Regions from separate parts of the Homo sapiens genome. Here region 1 is linked to region 2. Evidence: read pairs that join two places in POLR2A ChIA-PET (ENCODE). Cell type or tissue: Panc1. All regions are shown on one strand. Region 1 overlaps BCL2L13 (BCL2 like 13). Region 2 overlaps ATP6V1E1 (ATPase H+ transporting V1 subunit E1).

What was found. Peaks named below come from ENCODE experiments on the same cell type or tissue, not always from the same donor. Only the 100,000 strongest peaks of a DNase experiment are listed, where the experiment ranks them.
Region 1: POLR2A ChIA-PET joins it to region 2 with 11 read pairs; 5 of 35 experiments call an interaction of 5 or more read pairs at or near these places.

Annotation. Positions count from the first base shown.
Region 1 is chr22:17,705,250-17,707,749 of GRCh38, forward strand. The region is part of intron 6 of BCL2L13 (BCL2 like 13); the gene reads left to right. Among named protein-coding and RNA genes, the nearest start is that of MIR3198-1, 58 kb to the right of the region's middle. RefSeq lists enhancers at 1,064-1,113, 1,134-1,183. In Panc1, no CTCF peak of the experiment used is centred here; a DNase peak (open chromatin) is centred at 1,492; H3K4me3 peaks cover 1,454 bases; H3K27ac peaks cover 1,914 bases.
Region 2 is chr22:17,615,820-17,618,319 of GRCh38, forward strand. The region is part of intron 2 of ATP6V1E1 (ATPase H+ transporting V1 subunit E1); the gene reads right to left. Among named protein-coding and RNA genes, the nearest start is that of ATP6V1E1, 12 kb to the right of the region's middle. In Panc1, no CTCF peak of the experiment used is centred here; no DNase peak of the experiment used is centred here.

The DNA of each region.
Region 1 (2,500 bases), 89 kb after region 2:
GCAACAAGAGCGAAACTCTGTATCAAACAAACAAAAACCCAAGATACTGCATTTTTTTTTTTTTTTCAGATGTAGTCTCCCTGTGTCGCCCAGGCTGGAATGCAGTGGCACTATCTTGGCTCACTGCAAGCTCCGCCTCCCAGGTTCACGCCATTCTCCTGCCTCAGCCTCCCAAGTAGCTGGGACTACAGATGGCTGCCACCACACCCGGCTAATTTTTTGTATTTTTAGTAGAGATGGGTTTTCACTGTGTTAGCCAGGATGGTCTCGATCTCCTGACCTCGTGATCCACCCGCCTCAGCCTCCCAAAGTGCTGGGATTGCAGGCGTGAGCCACCGCGCCCGGCCGATATTGCTTTTTTTTTAATGCCAGTTGGTGAAAATGTATCCTGTGACATAAGCTGTCAACATGAATCTCCTTAAGATACTGTGTGCTGAACATTACATTGACAGCTCTTAAAACCCTTCCAGAAGAGAATCATTTGACCACATGATATCGCATGTCTGTTATATAAAGCCTGTGGTATGATTTCCACGGGGAATGTATTTGTCATTAGTCACTTGAACACAACATCAAGTGAAACAAACTGCCTACCTCTCAAGGTGCAGCTACTTTTGAAAACCTGCAGCAGAGGAGGTGGTGCCAGCAGCCATAATCTGTTGGATGAATGGAGTGATATAGCACATAGTCAGTTAGGAACAGGCAGGCTTTGGACATATAGATTTGAAGGAGAAAAATAATATTTTGTTTTCTGAATTATTAACAGAAATGGCTAGGACTTAGAAACAGGGTCTTGCTTTGTTGCCCTGGCTGGAGTACAGTGGCATGATCATGGCTCATTTGCAGCCTCAACTTCCTGGGCTCAAGTGATCCTCCCACCTCAGCCTCCCTAGTAGCTGGGACCACAGGTGTGCATGCACTACCACACTTGGCTTATTTTTTGCAGAGAGAGGTTTCACTATGTTGCCCAAGCTGGTCTCAAACTCCTGGCCTCAAGCAATCCTCCCCGCTTGGCCTCCCAAAGTGCTGGGATTACAGGCATGCGCCACCTTGCCCAGCCTGTTTTCTCTTTCTACCTTGTTTTTTTTTTTTTTTCACTCTGCCTTTTTACCCGGCGAATGATGAACTGAGAAAAGGATTAGAAATCACAAGATTTGTTTCTTGCCCCAGCTCTGCCAAATACTAGCCCTGTGTTTTGGAAGGATTCATTTAACTTCTCTGAACCTCAGTTTCAACTACAAAAAGGGAAGAATAGCTTCTCTGTCTCACAAAAATAATGATGTGAAAGTGTTTTGTGAAAATGTCACACTTTTACAAATGCCAGGTTTTCACATGCGTCTCTGAAGAGTGTGGTTTTTTTCCCTCTCCTTAAGTCTGATCACCATTTCCTCTTAGTTTCAGTTTTGACTTTTATTTGCCCTGCAGCCCGGTGAGGGCACAGACTGGTTCATGTGCTGTGATTCTCCCTGAGTCATCCTTGCTCCCTCCCTCCTCATTCTCTTTTCATTTCCTGGGCTTGTGTTGCTACGTTAGAAGTCTGTCTGTCTCCTGGAAAGGGCAGAGCAAGTCCACTGTGGTAAGGCTTGTATTTTACTTTCTCCGTCGTCACATGATAAATACTTCTTGTGAAAGATTTACTTTTAGATTCCATAAAAGATTACTGGAGGGAATGTCATCTGTCTATTGTAATATTTAAGTATTTTGAATAAAATTAATCTTTGTCATTTTCTCTTGACATGAAGCTTCTGATTTTAGAATAGGTTTTTGTTTGTTTAATCTAGGATATTTAAAGACTATCTCTTGGAAGCTTTTAGGTTAATAATTTGTTAGAATAGTTTTCATATTGTGGGAGGTGACACACAGGGATGATCTGAAATTAATGAAGTGGGTTGCAGCTAAAATCAATTTAGTAAGAGTAAGTACTGTTTTGGGAAAATCTGCCTGCTGTATATGTGGGTGTGGATGTTTACTGTGTTGTACTCTGAAATGTGTTTTTTGTGGATCTTCCTCATCAAGTTGGGTGGAAAATTACTTCTCTGTAATTTCTTCAGCACTCTCCATTTTCTTATTTTAGGTTAATAATGATCTGAGAGGCGCATTTGGTTATAAGGGTCCAAAGCAGTGATCTGTTTCCATTTTGCGACTTCGAGGCCTCAGAAATATAAAACTAGCTGGTTGATCCCGGCTAGTTTTATATTTTTGAGCCCTCAAAGTTACAAAATGTCAGTGGAGCCTTTGTGTGTTTTGTGTCAGTGGAGCCAAAGAGATGGATACTCCCAACAATACAAATATTTTATATGAAGAATGATTTAGATTGTCAGAATCGTTCTAAGACTACTTGTAGATGTTATTCTAATGTAAGTTGTAACTAACGTATTATCCAAAACAGCTCTTTTTCTTGACAGATATATATATAAAGTCTGAGAAGTAATGATAGAGGTTTGTTGGCATAAATCTTAAGGGAAATGAGTCCTTAGAAAATTTACCAACGTAGATGGGC
Region 2 (2,500 bases):
CAGGAGATCAAGATCACCCTGGCTAACACGGTGAAACCCCATCTCTACTAAAAATACAAAAAATTAGCTGGGCGTGGTGGCAGGTGCCTGTAGTCCCAGGTACTCAGGAGGCTGAGGCAGGAGAATCACTTGAACCTGGGAGGCAGAGGTTGCGGTGTGCTGAGATCGTGCCATTGCACTCCAGCCCGGGCGACAGTGCAAGACTCCATCTCAAAAAACAAACAAACAAACAAACAAACAAACAAAAGCCGGGCGTGGTGGCTCACGCCTGTAATCCCAGCACTTTGGGAGGCTGAAGCTGGAGGATCATGAGGTCAGGAGTTCCACAGCAGCCTGGCCAATATGGTGAAACCCCATCGCTATTAAAAATATAAAAAATTTAGCTGGGCATGGTGGCAGGGACCTGTAATCCCAGCTACTCAGGAGGCTAAAGCAAGAGAATTGCTTGAACCCAGGAGGTGGGGGTTGTGGTGAGCCGACATTGCACCACTGCACTCCAGCCTGGGCAATAGAGGGAGACTCCGTCTCAAAACTAAATAAAATAAATAAATATTTGAGACAGAAATGCATTTACTGAGGCCAGGCGTGGTGGCTCACGCCAGTAATCCTAGCACTTTGGGAGGCCAAGGCAGGTGGACTGCCTGAGTTCAGGAGTTCAAGACCAGCCTGGGCAACACAGTAAAACCCCATCTCTACTAAAATACAAAAAATTAGCTGGGCGTGATGGCATGCGCCTGTAGTCCCAGCTACTTGGGAGGCTGAGGCAGGAGAATCGCTTGAACTCGGGAGGCGGAGGTTGTGGTGAGCTGAGATCGCGCCACTGCACTCCAGTCTGGGCAACAAGAATGAAACTCCGGCTCAAAAAAAAAAAAAAAAAAGAAATGCATTTCCTGAAATAATAGCTGAAATAGGACTTCTGTATTTGATCCAGAAAGAGTCATACAAGAGGCCAGGCGCGGTGGCTCAAGCCTGTAATCCCAGCACTTTGGGAGGCCGAGGCGGGCGGATCACGAGGTCAGGAGATCGAGACCATCCCGGCTAAAACGGTGAAACCCCGTCTCTACTAAAAATACAAAAAATTAGCCGGGTGTAGTGGCGGGCGCCTGTAGTCCCAGCTACTTGGGAGGCTGAGGCAGGAGAATGGCGTGAACCCGGGAGGCGGAGCTTGCAGTGAGCCGAGATCCCGCCACTGCACTCCAGCCTGGGCGACAGAGCGAGACTCCGTCTCAAAAAAAAAAAAAAAAGAGTCATACAAGAAACTATCACCATCAAAACAATATTAAGCAATATCCTATCAGCTGTTATGTATTAGTGAGAGGGAAAATAGTCTTTTCTTCTTCAAATGATAAACTAGTCAAATAGCCCAAGGTTTCAGAGAGTTTTATTTCTAGAGTACCAGGCACATAAAAATTTAAGGCTGTACTAAAAGGACAATGAAAATATTAAACAATATATCTTGGTCATATTTTATTTACTGATTTTTTTCTTGAGACAGAGTCTTACTCTGTCACCCAGGCTAGATGGAGTGCAGTGGTGCGATCTCAGCTCACTGCAACCTCCACCTCCCGGGTTCAAGTGATTCTCCTGCCTCAGCCTCCTGAGTAGCTGAGACTGCAGGCGTGCACCACCACACCCAACCAATTTTTGTATTTTTTGTAGAGATGGGGTTTCAACATGTTGGCCAGGCTGGTCTTGAACTCCTGACCTCAGGTGATCCACTTGTGTCGGCCTCCCAAAGTGCTGGGATTACAGGTGTGAGCCACCGCCCCGGCCATATTTTGGTAATATTTTTAAGGCAAGCTTTAAAAAATGCGTGTTATGATTATACCTTGGGAAAAGAACATTTTGACATACTGTTAAGGAATATAAATTGGCATAAGCAATGTACAACTGGAAATATATATAAAACTTCTAAATGCTGATGGAAGGTCACCTTTGTAATGGGTGGGGTTTTCATTTTATACCCTATATACTTCCAAACTTTTTATTTTTTATTTTTTAATTTTTTGAGACAAGGTCTCACTCTGTCGTCCAGGCTGGAGTGCAGTGGCACGATCTCTGCTGACTGCAACCTCTGCATTCTGGGATCAAGCGATTCTCCCGCCTCAGCCTCCCGAGGAGCTGGGATGACAGGCACACACCACCATGCCCAGCTAATTTTTGTATTTTTAGTAGACACGGGGTTTCACCATGTTGGCCAGGCTGGTCTTGAACTCCTGACCTCAGGTGATCCGCCTGCCTTGGCCTCCCAAAGTGCTGGGATTACAGGCGTGAGCCACCAATCCCAGCCCAAACTTTACTTTTTTGCAATGAGCACAGATTAACAAAAAAGCTAAACAATGAAACACTACAACCTTCTCTAGTCACCTATCACAGTTCGCCACGGTTGTTAAATATCTGAATTTTGGTTTCCATGAGAAAATGAATCATACATTACTTTTCTACCCTCTAACATAAAATTTCAGGACACTTATTGGCATCACAACCATTAGAAAGGAAA